Regions from separate parts of the Homo sapiens genome. Here all the other regions are linked to region 3. A link is a contact called in ENCODE Hi-C data. All regions are on one chromosome and are shown on one strand. Each heading gives the region's core, a stretch centred on a gene start or an enhancer-like site at or near the end of the contact. The rest is flanking DNA. Distances are from core to core; before and after follow the strand shown. Region 1 holds the start of CIRSR (corepressor of RBPJ and splicing regulator). Region 2 holds the start of NCKAP1 (NCK associated protein 1). Region 3 holds the start of PRKRA (protein activator of interferon induced protein kinase EIF2AK2).

Region 1 (4,136 bases), core at 8-2,507, 4.1 Mb after region 3:
AAATAAGACACTATTTGATGGGCTGTTATGAGAACTTAATAAGGCAACACGTAAAGTGTTTTGCACAGTGCATAGAACATAGTAGATACTCACATGAAAGCTGTTATTGTTATTATTTGGTAGGAGAGAAAATTTCTCATAAAGGCTTATTCGTTTTTTGTTTTTTTTTTTTGATGGAGTTTAACTCTTGTTGCCCGGGCTGGAGTGCAATGGAGCAGTCTTGGCTCACTGCAACCTCCGCCTCCCGCGTTCAAGTGATTCTCCTGCCTCAACCTCCCGAGTAGCTGGGATTACAGGCGCGTGCCACCACACCCGGCTAATTTTTCGTGTTTTTAGTAGAGACGGGGTTTCACCATGTTGGCCAGGCTGGTCTTGAACTCCTGACCTCAGGTGATCCACCCACCTTGGCCTCCCAAAGTGCTGGGATTACAGGCGTGAGCTACCGCGCCCGGCCAAGGTTTATTCTTAACATTACCCTGATAGAGAACTTGGTTGGTGGATCACCTGCTGCAGTAGCAGCCACGTCCACTCAAAAACCTGGAGTCCCAAGGGCCATCAAGCTGCAATAGTAACCTGAGCTGCCTAACTGGGGTCGTAGGGAAAGCTAAGGAAACTTGCCCCCTGGTTAGAATTGCACCTAGCCCACTGAGGAGGTGAAGCCTTGAGAGATTTTACCAACTCCTAACGCGTATTCGTCATTCAATAAGTATTTATTGAACGTCTTTCGGCGCCAGTACCGTACAGCTGGGTACAAAATAGACAGGGCCTCCGTTCTTGCAGAGCTGTCTGTCATTCTATTTCACGCGCTCTTAGTTCAGCCGGCGCTTTCAGAAACATCATATTGTTGGATTCTCGCAAGCATACTACGGTTAGGGCCGGAATTATTATCTTCATAACATAGATGAGAAAAACAGTGCAGAAAAGCTTTTGCAGCTCGAGTCAGAGTCCACAGAAAGTAATGGGCTCGAGCTTCAAGCACCTTTGGTCGAAGGGCCGCCGCGGTCCACCCCGCACCCCGGCCCTGGGCGCTCAAACCGCAGCCGGTGCAGCTGGGCTCCGGAGCCCCTCGGTCAAGCAGTGCCGCGCCACAGTTGGGTCTTCCGGGTTTCTGTCTCAACTATGCACGCCCCTCCCCCGTGCGCGCCCCTCACCTGGCCTCCCAGCTACCCGAAGTGACAGGTGGACGGAGGGAGGAGTGGCCAGTGGAGGCATCAGTTGCCGGAAGCTGTCACCTTTGATCTCGGAAGTTCCCCCTTGCTGCTGGAAACGCAGTTCCGGTTAGGCGGCTGAGTTTGTTTACGTTGCTAACAGATCTAGCCCCTGCTTTCCCTAGTTCCAGTTCCAAGATGGGGAAATCCTTCGCCAACTTCATGTGCAAGAAAGACTTTCATCCTGCCTCCAAATCCAATATCAAAAAAGTGAGTAAACAGACCCGGGGAGGGATTAGGCCCACAGGGACCGCCTTCCCAGAGGCTGCTGGAAGTGAAAGTGATGGTGTCTCTGAGATCCCTAGGACAGCCTCCGCTTCTCTAGGCCTAAAGCCCTGGTGGTCTCGCCTTTCTCTGCTGAGCAGCTCGCTGACGCAGCGGGTCCTCAGCGTTTATTCTGCAACAGCGAGGAGACCGGTGGCCTAGAGAATCTTTGTCGGCCAGAATGCAAATCCATAATATGCGAAGACTAATGTCAAAATTCCTCAGTACTTCCTTCAGCTGATTCTGGTTTTTTGTCTTTTCGGATCCCAGGGATCACGGCTTCTGAACTCTACTTTTCTGTACAAAGAAGCCTCCCCGTTTACTTAAGATAGATCTTTAAAAAAATTACCTAATAATCTAGTGTCTTTTTGATGACTAAACTCGTTGAAGTTTAGTGTTTTACATAATTACAGGTCTACCAGTTGTAATACTTTGGTGAATATCATAGTAATGAAAAGCAAAAGAGTGAAGTAGAAAGAATCAGCTTTGGAGTCAAACCTGGATTCTAGTTATTCGAGCAGTCACTTTTAGCCTTAAGACCTTGCACAAAATATTTGTAATATCTGACCCTCAGTCTTCTAATCTGTAAATTAAGGATGATTGACTTAATTGTGAGGATTAAGTGAAATAGTGAAGATAAAGGATTTGAAACAACGTAGGCATCTATCACTGTGTCCACTACAGAGAGGAGGTGCTCAATAAAATGTTGATTGCCCCTACATAGAAACTTGTGAAAATAACTAAGCTTTTATTTGTTTTTAGAACGAGTTGAGGTGATGAGATACTGCTATATACTCTCACTTCTAGACCAGTGATTCTCAACTTTTTTTTCACTGTTACCTTCCTAAGGAGTCTTATTAAACATTTTTTCTTAATAACTCCCCCATGAAATTTTAATAACACAGATACACCTTGAAAGCTCTTTGGTAATCATCCAGCCCCATCTCCTCATTTTATAAATGAGGAAACAAATTTGCCAAGAGTTACACAGCTAGTTAAATGTTGTACCAGAACTAGGATCTGGAACACCTGATTAACCCAGTGATTTTTTTTCCACTGCACCAGTTTGTGTTTGTGTGGTTGCAACTGTGGGAGGGAGAGGTTTCTTGTATTTGGTTGGCTCAATAACTTTTGACACCAAACACAGACATTTCCTTTCTCTGCATACTTAGGGGGTCAGCTGTTACTATTTTTACAAGAATGAAGAGATTAGATGGAATTCAGGTGCTTGCTTATTTGCTGTTTATATTTAGAGACAAATATACCTGAGAAATCATAATTTTTTACTGGAACTTTTGACATTTCGCTTTATAAATTTCAATGTATCAGCTTTCTTACAAGAAAAAAGAAATCCACAGAGAATAACTTTTGCAAGTCCGCTATGAGAAATTCAGTAAAGCAGTTATAGGCTTAGAACCTACATTCTTCTCATCTGTGTAAAGTGTTATGTAAAATGTACCAAATATTGTTGGCCTCTTTGATCTGTTTTATACTTTTCCCAGGATAGAGGAGAAGAATGAAATGTTTTTGATTAGCAGACCTTTCTAGATAGTTAACACTTTATGGGGAGAGGGGGTGACCTCTAGCATTCTTTATTAACTAAGGATAAAGGAACTATATTAAATGAAGATAAATAGAAAAATTTATTAGGGTAGGAGGAAACTTTTGGAGGTGATGGATATGTTTATAGTGTAGATTGTGATGATGGTTTCACAGGGATATACTTGTCACCAAACTCAGGTTGTATACATTAAATATGTACAGCTTTTTATATGTCATACTCCAGTAAAGTTTTTTTTTTTTTTTAATAGAAGTGGAAGAAACAAAGGAGTTTGATCAAAGAGTGCAAAAGAGTTCCACCATGAAAATTTTAAGGGCCAGGTATGGTGGCTCATACCTATAATTCCAGCACTTTGAGAGGCCAGGAATTCAAGACCAGCATAGGCAACAAAGTGAGACCCCATCTATATTTAAAAAGAAAGAAAGAAAATTCTAATTGTAAAATTAGGCATGTTGGGTTTATTAAAGTCCAGTAGGTTCTTTTTTTCCTTGTTTGTTTTCAGTTTCCCAAGCTTATAAAAAGTCCAGTAGGTTTTAAGGTCTCATTTGTTCACCAAAAATAAGAGTGAATGCTGTATATCTGCTGGTCACTCTGTTGTGTATTGTTATGCGCTGCCTCAATCATTTATGTCACAGGATACACTGTTTTGTTCAGCTGTTCTTTTTTTTTCTTGATTTTGTTAATGAAGGAAGCAGTTAATTTACATTGTGGTCCAAGCTCTTTAGTCTTCTTGTGGACTGGCAAACAGTTCATAAACTGGCTATTGACAATTGCATCACTGTAAACTCCCTTTTTTGTGAAACTCTCTGTTCCCTTAGCTGTAATAACTACTCTCTTCTAGTTTTCCAGCTCTCTTATTAGACTGTTCTTTTCCCATCAACTTCACTGGATCTTTATTCTTAGCCTGCTCCTAAAATATAAGTGTTCCCCAGAGTTTCATCCTTGGCCCACTTCTTGCTTACTTAGTATGCTTGCCCCAAGCAATCACATCCAACTAGCCTGTTTTAACTAGCCTGTTTACTCATGACTCAAATCTGCAGTCCCAGTTTTCTCTTCTTAACTTTGATGTGGCTCAAGACAGCTATCTACTAGACATTTGCATC
Region 2 (4,051 bases), core at 1,534-4,033, 4.6 Mb before region 3:
ACATAAGCTGCAAGGGAGGCTGGATGATGGATGTACTTTTCCTTTTTTTTTTTTTTTTTTTTTTTTGAGACAGAGTCTCACTCTGTCACCCAGGCTGGAGTGCAGTGGTGCAATCACGGGGCTCACTGCAACCTCCTCCTCCCGGGTTCAAGTGATTGTCCTGCTTCAGCCTCCCAAGTAGCTGGGATTACAGGCACGCATCACCATGCCCGGCTAATTTCTGTATTTTTAGTAGAGATGGGTTTCACCATGTTGACCAGGCTGGTCTCAAACTCCTGACCTCAAGTGAGCCATCCACCTTGGCTTCCCAAAGTGCTGGGATTACAGGAGTGAGCCAGCGTGCCTGGCCTCAATTTCTCTCTTTCTTTCTTTCATCTCTCCTTCCTTCCTTTCCTTCCTCTCTCCCTCCCTTCCTTCTTTCTTTCCTTTCTCCCCTCCCTTCCCCTCCTCCCTCTCCTCCTCCTTCCCTCCCTCCCTCCTTTGCTTGCTTGCTTCCTTCCTTCCTTCCTTCCTCTCTCTCTCTTTCTTTCTTTCTTTTTAAGACAGGGTCTTGCTCTGTCACTCAGACTGGAGTACAGGGGTGTGATCACAGCTCACTGCAGCCTCTGCCTTCCGGGCTCAAGTGATCCTCCCACCTCAACCTCCAGAGTAGTTGGGACCACAGGCACGCCACCACCCCCAGCTAATTTTTAAATTTTTGTAGATATGGGGGTCTCCCTATGTTGCCAAGGCTTGTCTTGAACTTCAGGACTCAAACAATCCTCTTGCCTTGGCCTCCCAAAGTGTGGGGGTTACAGGTGTGATGGAGCTTGAGCCTAGCAGTTGAAGACCAGCCTGGACAACATAGGGAGACCCTGTCTCTACAAAAAAGTTAAAAAGTTTAAGAAAAATTCCCGTACACTTGTTCTTTTTAATGCAAAATGTAGAGAAAGACAAAAATTGTAATTCATCTACATCTAATCTCTTTTACGCAAATATATACATTTCATTACAGTCTAGGGCCAGTATGTCTATGAATTAGTGACAATAAATATTGAATAATGAGACTACTATCTACAGCGTTCTCCTATTGGGTACTTCCTGAGTTATAAGCAGCTACTAGTATTCAAGTTTATATGGCAACATGATAGTTTTTCTTGGGGAGTAAGAGTTGTGTTCAAATTTATAATACAGTGCCATTTTCTTGTTCTCCCTATACAGCAGTTTTTAAAAACTAGAAAATGAGACAATCTTTTATTGGTAGCACTCTGTAATTCTGCGTCTAGACTTAGTTATTTGTAGTCTCCCTAAAGGAGCACATATTTCCCCAATGTTCAACATTTTTAAATTTTCTTATCTGGCTACCCCAAACCCCTCCTCGCAGCCTCCCCTTCTCAGGTCTGCCCTTACTATTCCAGGCCCCACAACCTTGCCTCCTCTAAATTAAAATGTTAACTATCAGGCTGAGAAGTAACCAGATAAATTAAATTCCTTGACCAGTTAATGACTAGTAATAGCTCGACAGATGATCTCTCTGAAGTGTTTGTATTCTTAAGACTCTCTAGGTACAAAGCATTCATTCAAGGTACTGCAGCTTTGTATATAGAATTTCAGGCACACTGGCAGGTATGATTATGACTTCTTTTGGTGGGAACAGGACTCTTTTAAATGCCCCTTAGATTAAATCCATTCAGTCCACTCCTTCTTTCTTGTTGGAATATTAAAATGAAGATTTCTTTACGAATAGTAGATATAGTAGCTTTAAAAAATATTTTAAAGCTATTCATTACAATTTCCTTTTCTTAAAGAGTTTTGATAAATCCAGTGATGGCTTATTACTCTTAGAATGTCTTATTGAATGTGGCGGGACATTTTGTTACTGACTTAAAATTAATGAATATAATATAAAAAATTAACATATCGAGAAAAGGCAAAGCCAAAAATATTAGAGGCCTGAGTCCTCTTGGCTGAAGTTTCTCACCTCAATTACGTAAGTCCTCAGTTAGTTCACTTTTGGAATCATGTCTAATACATTTGACAAGGGAGTAGCCTTGGAGTGTCGCTAAGAAGAAATTGATCAGGAAAAATGAGATGGCAAAGAAGAATGTTTCCAAGAAGAAGTGGGATTTAGGGTGGAGGCTGTAAAAAAATGGGAGCGGTTCCTTTAGGCATTGAACAAACATTTATTTTTTGCCTTCCACATGCCAGGACCTACTGCGTCTCCTCCGGATGGGTGCTCCTCGCCGACAAAGTCTAGATTGTGATTATCTCAAGGACTTGAGTTACCCTCACTTCCGACCTCCTCTCTCACAAACTGGTTCCAGGCGGGGAGACTGAGGATGGGCTGGGGAGGCTGGCAGAGGCGATCCCCACCTCGCGGAGCACAACATCTGCTGTGTTCTGCGGCGAGCGCCTGTCAAGCAGTGGGAGGAAAAAGCGCTTGGAGCCACCAGCCCACTCTTAAGCGAAACTCGCCTGGAAAACACCCCGCCTCCCAGCAGAGTTTCTGCCGGTTTCTTTAGAAGGGTGGTGCGGAAAAGCAACTTTTGGGAACTTGAAGGAGTGGGGTGTGGGGCGAAGTGGAAAGAGCACACAACGCGACCCCACTCAGTCCCCGCTTGGGACTCCCATCCCGGCATCAGGCGTAGTGGGCGGTCCGGGCCAGGGCCAGGGCCAGAGCGGCGGCGGCGAGGCCATGCCGAGGGCCCGTCGGCCGCAGTTCCCCGTCCGGCCTCGCGGGGGCGCCGGCGCTGCCGATCAGGTGACCGAGGGCCCGTCCGGGGCTGCGGGAAGCGGCCTCGTTCTCAGCCGCCGGAGACGCCGCCGCCGCCGCCGCCGCCGCCACACCTAGTGGAGCAGCCGGGGAAGGCGGCTCGTTGGGGGCTGGGGCGGAGAGCGCCGGGGGTGGGGGCGGAAGGGCGGCGGGCGGAAGGCAGGAGGCTGCCGGGGCGCGGGCTGCTGCGGGAGAAGGGGCTCCGAGGAGTCCGCCGCGGCTCGCTCTGTCGCCGGCGCGGGATTGGGGCGCGAGGGCCATGGGCGCGCTCTCCTAAGGCGGAGGTCGCGGGCGGGAGGGGAGGAGGCCCGAGAGAGGCTGCTGCGAAGGCCGCGGGCCCGTGACTGGGCGCGAGGCGGCCGGCGGCGGCGGCGGCACCAGCACCACCATGTCGCGCTCAGTGCTGCAGCCCAGTCAGCAGAAGCTGGCGGAGAAGCTCACCATCCTCAACGACCGGGGCGTCGGCATGCTCACCCGCCTCTACAACATCAAGAAGGTGCGCACGGGCCGGGGAGGCCGCGGCGGAGGCGGGCGGGCCCGGGAGGGATGAAGGGCAAGGGAGGCCGTGGGGTGGGGGCGGCAGGAGGCGCCGGGTGTAGAAATCTCGGCGTCGCCGCCCGAGGCCCGGCCCGGGGTCGCCTGGATGCGCCGCGGCCTAATGCGGAGTCCCGGGCGCCTCTCCCTGTGGTTCGCCGGCCGGCCGAAGGCAGAGAAGCCATTTCCCGGCTCCCGGCGGCGGGATCGGGCGCTGGGCCTCGCACGGGGTGGGGGCGCCGCTGGGAGCCGGGAGCTGTCCCCTCCTCGGCGCCCCCGCCCCCATGATGGGGCCCATAGGAAAGGGAGGGTGGTGGGTGGGCGAAATTCTAGGTGGGTAGGAAAACTTGAGTGTTCCATATTCTTACGGAGATGGCAGCAGTGAACAGGGATTACACCCCACATCCCCATTTTTTGGTGTGGGAATGTGGGTAGAGAAGGGCTGATTGGATGAATCCCGTATCCCCTCCACTTTGCCACTTTATTTTAGATTGCTAAATAAAAAGCCATTGAGAGTGTGTTGACGATTTGGGATTATTTCATTTTGAAGGTGGAGAGGAGGGGGAAGTGAGGGTGGAACCAATTTTCTGAAATACTTCTAGGCTGTGAGTCACTAGAACTGGAATAACAACCTTCTACTCTTTCCCCTGTACTCCTCCTCATGTTAGATTTTCCAATACCATTTCTTAAAGTTCGGTGTCTGTACAAAATAAAAACCGTAAAAATGTTGCAATTGCTGCTGATTTATAGCATAGTCTGATAATT
Region 3 (4,378 bases), core at 786-3,285:
CGGTGTAAAATGATATGCTAAGAGCATGTTTAACTTGGAATGGCAGGCTATAGCACTAAAATATACACAGAAAACTAATAACGTAAAAATATGACCAATGTCTATGATAAGGATCACAGTAGATAGTGATTTGCCACTGGCAATGGGCCAATTTTAAGGGAAGCATATAGTGCTGTGGGAAGCAATGCAATTTAGGCACTAACGATAGTCCCGGATACAATCTACAGTGGACCTAGTCCAAAGGGAATTCCTTCACAAGTCCACCACCGGAATTTTGGCAACACCAAAGTGCTGTTTTGAATCCTCATGGCATACAGCTCATTGATTGAGCATTTCATTCATTTTCCATCTTATATGCTTACAAAACTGTGTTTAATATTAAATATAAATTCACAGATATAAACAATTATATGCAAATCTTTATTTAAAAAATAAAGCCACATTACATATAAGTAACTATATAAACTATTACCTAGTGGTTTCTTACTCTGAAGTTGGGCACACAGACTCTCTCTCTTTGAAATGGAGTCCTGCTGCATCTTTTTGTTTCATTATTATCCCAGCTACTTAACCTTTAACAAGAGCTATATAAAGTTCTGGCCTGTTTTTAAGTAATTTTGTGGCAAAAAATGAATTTTACCTGAGTGCTGAAATGTTTTGCCATAGGTGTTATGCGGAGTTCATATATTGTGAAATACTGACTATGTAGCCCTTCCAATAAGATATCCATTAAAACAGTGATGGATAGTAATCTATATACATACATATATAGACGGAGAGGAAGAGAGAATAGGCTCTAATTAAAGCATCAGATGATATAATTTGATTAGATTCTGAACATCTTTCACTTGTTTCAAGCATCCAGGGCTTACATGCTAACAAAACAACAAATCGCTTTTTTTTTTTTTTTTTTTTTTGAGAGGGAGTCTGACTCTGTCGCCCAGGCTGGAGTGCAGTGGCGCGATCTCGGCTCACTGCAACATTTGCCTCCCGGGTTCAAGCGATTCTCCTGCTTTAGCCTCCCGAGTAGCTGGGATTACAGGCGCATGCCACCACGCCCGGCTAATTTTTGTATTTTTAGTAGAGACAGGGTTTCACCATGTTGGCCAGGCTGGTCTCGAACTGCTTACTTCAGGCGATCCGCCAGCCTCGGCCTCCTAAAGTGCTGGGATTACAGGCGTGAGCCACCGCGCCCGCCCATAAATCACTTTTAATAATATCCTTTCGTACGAATAGCATTGTGCAAGCAATCTTCCATAACACCGAGTAAGCACAGGGGAGCATTTCTGCTAGTGCCTAGCAAGCCCCTGGAGAAGCGACACGTCATCTAATGGCCCACCAAAGGTGCTGCATCCCAGGCAAACGCCATTACAACCGACTACCCAGGTCCCCGGAAAGGCCTTCGTTTACTCCTAACGTGTTTTGCTGGGATGCACTGACCCAGCGTTCCATCTCGCGACGAAAGCCCAGAAGACAAAGGAGCCCGCCCGGCGGGAGAGGAGCGGGTGTTTGGACGTCCCCGCGTGTTCCTAAACACAGGGCTCGGGGACCCGAAGAGCGCACCGCAGCCCCCTGGAGCGTATATATCCGGGGTCTCAAGCTTCAGGACCAGGCCCGGGAGACTCCCTGGAATTCTGCCTTCGTAATTTTAGAATCTTTTTCTTAAAGTGACCCAGCCCCCAATCCGTCCTCCCCACAAAGGCTTAACTTTAGGCCTCAACGACCCTAGACCCACGCCGGACAATCCCTCTAATCCCTCTCTCCCGGCAAGAAACGGCCTCCTGCTAAGGACAAAGAACTGCGGCCTAGGGGCCAGTTACTACAGGCTGGTCAGGGCCGGCAGGGGCGGGCGCGGAGAACCCCCGGGAGCCCAATGCCTGTGCCCACGCGGGAGCGGGGCGGAGCCGGGCGGGAAGGGGGCGGACCCTGGAAGGGACAGGGGCGGAGTTGGGCCGGGACGGAGGCCCGCAGAGGAGCAGCGAGGGGGCGTAGCCGGAGCTACGGCACCAAGGCTCCGCCCCCACCCTGCCTGCCCCCTCGCTGGAGCAACGCAAGCAGGAGGCGGGGGAGTCGGAGGAGGTGGCGGCGCTGGAGCTCCTCCCGGGGACCAGCGACCCGGGGAGCGAGCACGTCGCTCCGCACCGCTCTTCCTCCAGCCGCTGAGCCGTCCCTTCTCGCCATGTCCCAGAGCAGGCACCGCGCCGAGGCCCCGCCGCTGGAGCGCGAGGACAGTGGGACCTTCAGGTCAGCGTGCGGGCAGTCAGGGCCCCAGGGCCGGGAGCGTTGGGCGGCAGGGCCGGGGCGCGGGGAGCCGGCCCTCCAGAGGCATTCTGGGTAAAGCCGTGCCCGGCGCCCACGCCTCCGCGGCTGTGGGTGCTCGGCCCCGCCCTCTCGGCGGCGAGGGTTGGGGTCTGCGGCCGGGCCCCGCCCCTCTCGTGGTCCCTGGCGGCGCGCGGGGCGGGCGGAGGTGACGCTCGGTCGGCGCGCCCGGGAAGGGATCGTCAGGTTTTCCCTGAGAGGCTGCGGCGCTGCTGCCAGCCCTGTTCTGTTGAGAATCTCTCCTACCCGCATTCAAGTGCTCTCTCTAAAGACCTCGCTCACCCCGCCTGCTCCTGCGGAGTGACTGCCGCAGCGGGGCCGGAAGACAGGTGCGCCCCAGCCTCGCCAGCTCTGGCCCTGGCCTCCGGGGAACTCGGCGCCTCCCTCGTCACCGTCGGTGGCGGTTAAAACTGGCCTCTACGCTTCTGCTTCAATCTCCAATTTGGCATGCAAAGCACACCTTTTTGTGGTTTTTGCAGTTTGGGGAAGATGATAACAGCTAAGCCAGGGAAAACACCGATTCAGGTATTACACGAATACGGCATGAAGACCAAGAACATCCCAGTTTATGAATGTGAAAGATCTGATGTGCAAATACACGTGCCCACTTTCACCTTCAGAGTAACCGTTGGTGACATAACCTGCACAGGTCTGTATACACAGTTAACCTGGATGACCGAGTGGGTTGGCAGTCAATACTTGGTGTTGCTTTTCAGTTCGGAAAAGTTCTCTTTTTGCCAGACAGCTGTGAGGAACAGGCTCTGAAACTGAGACCTCTCATCTCAGGTCGTTAGGGCTTTTCAGCTGCATCTGATTCTCTTCCTAATTTTCTCTTCCCCACATACCAAGGAAGCTTAGAAACTAAAAAGTTACCCAGCCGGATGGCTGGATCCTGCATGGCTCTTCTCATACCCTAGGATCCTCCTAGGGTTCTTCTTAGAATTAGAGGGAAGCAGGAAAGGTTCTTGGAGCAGTCATAGCTGGGTCAGTAGGTACTGTGAAGTTTCATAGATTATAGCGGATGCCAGGAGGCATGACCCCAGAATTTTCTGAGCGTCTCTCCTCTCTGTATGGACTCATTTGGCACTTTAGGTCCATTGTGCTACTTTTGATTCTGTATCCAAACAAAATGAGGAAGGGGAGAAGGTCCTCATATATTACATAATAACTTCTAGTTTTTGAAACTGAACAGATATTTTGTATATTATCCACTTTTTAAACAAGAAGAAACAGGTTCAGAGAGATTATAAGTAACATGCGTATAGCAATGAAGTCACAAAGCAATGAAATTTTAAAGTTCATGCTTTCTTTTGGTCTGTGAGCTTGAGCAAATGATAACTAAAGTTGCTCATTTGTAAATGTGGACATTATTTTTCTTATGTATCTATTTAATTGCAAACACAGAAAACATTGGATGCTAAATTTAATTTGGAAGAATGCCAAGAAAAAAATTTAGTAGGAAGGCTCAAGTTCTACCATCTGGAAAATCTGAAGACAGCATTTGTTTGTGTCCCTGGAAGTTTGGAGTCTTTTATTTTAATTGATGCCACTTTAAGAAAAGTTTAAAACTTTTTGTGTGAGGCAGTTAGATTGTAGGTGCTGGCCGGAAGGGTCCCCATGGGAACCATAGAGTCAACACTGCATTACTTACTTTAGCTAGTCTATTTCTAGATAGGAAGAATTCAAGAAAAGGGAGGGTTTTTCCCTCTCAATGTGTTTTAGACCCCAAATTAACAACCTATGGCAACCGTTCTGCCTACGCCCTCTTCTCACACTACCATGGCTTCCTGTGCAAGCTTATCTGCCTCCATGGCTTCTGATACTGTCTAAAGACTAATATTCTGAAATGTCTGTCTACATCCCAAGCCCAGTTACAGAATAGTGTATCAGTCTGTGCTTGCTGAGCATCTTTGCCTGGATGACACAGAGGCCCCTCAAGCCTCTCATTGTCCCAAACTGAATCCATCTTTTCCCTCAAACCCATTCTTCTTGCATTCCCTTTCTATGTAAAGGCTCCACAATCACCTAGTTCAGTAGAAATGTAGGCTTTTGTCTTCCT

Evidence for each region. Hi-C counts contacts between places; a loop is a spot of excess contacts on that map. Pooled maps may share reads with other maps.
Region 1: a loop to region 3 is called in a pooled map, with 11 times the contacts of the local background. The contact joins the promoter of CIRSR here to the promoter of PRKRA in region 3. A Hi-C loop is called at or near these places in 6 of 50 pooled maps.
Region 2: a pooled map shows a loop between it and region 3 (7-fold over the local background). The contact joins the promoter of NCKAP1 here to the promoter of PRKRA in region 3. A Hi-C loop is called at or near these places in 6 of 50 pooled maps.

Annotation. Positions count from the first base shown.
Region 1 is chr2:174,392,833-174,396,968 of GRCh38, reverse strand. CIRSR (corepressor of RBPJ and splicing regulator) reads left to right here and starts at 1,257. Exons shown (of 10, transcript NM_004882.4): 1 at 1,257-1,418. The coding sequence starts at 1,347. It overlaps SCRN3 (secernin 3), which reads right to left and starts at 1,239. Exons shown (of 8, transcript NM_024583.5): 1 at 1,152-1,239. RefSeq lists enhancers at 311-811, 1,309-1,358.
Region 2 is chr2:183,037,189-183,041,239 of GRCh38, reverse strand. It overlaps NCKAP1 (NCK associated protein 1), which reads left to right and starts at 2,783. Exons shown (of 31, transcript NM_013436.5): 1 at 2,783-3,248. The coding sequence starts at 3,141. RefSeq lists silencers at 2,210-2,861, 2,594-3,183, 3,244-3,363.
Region 3 is chr2:178,448,832-178,453,209 of GRCh38, reverse strand. PRKRA (protein activator of interferon induced protein kinase EIF2AK2) reads left to right here and starts at 2,035. Exons shown (of 8, transcript NM_003690.5): 1 at 2,035-2,244; 2 at 2,799-2,968. The coding sequence starts at 2,180. It overlaps PJVK (pejvakin), which reads right to left and starts at 1,832. Exons shown (of 7, transcript NM_001042702.5): 1 at 1,441-1,832. RefSeq lists a silencer at 1,763-2,542 and an enhancer at 2,305-2,879.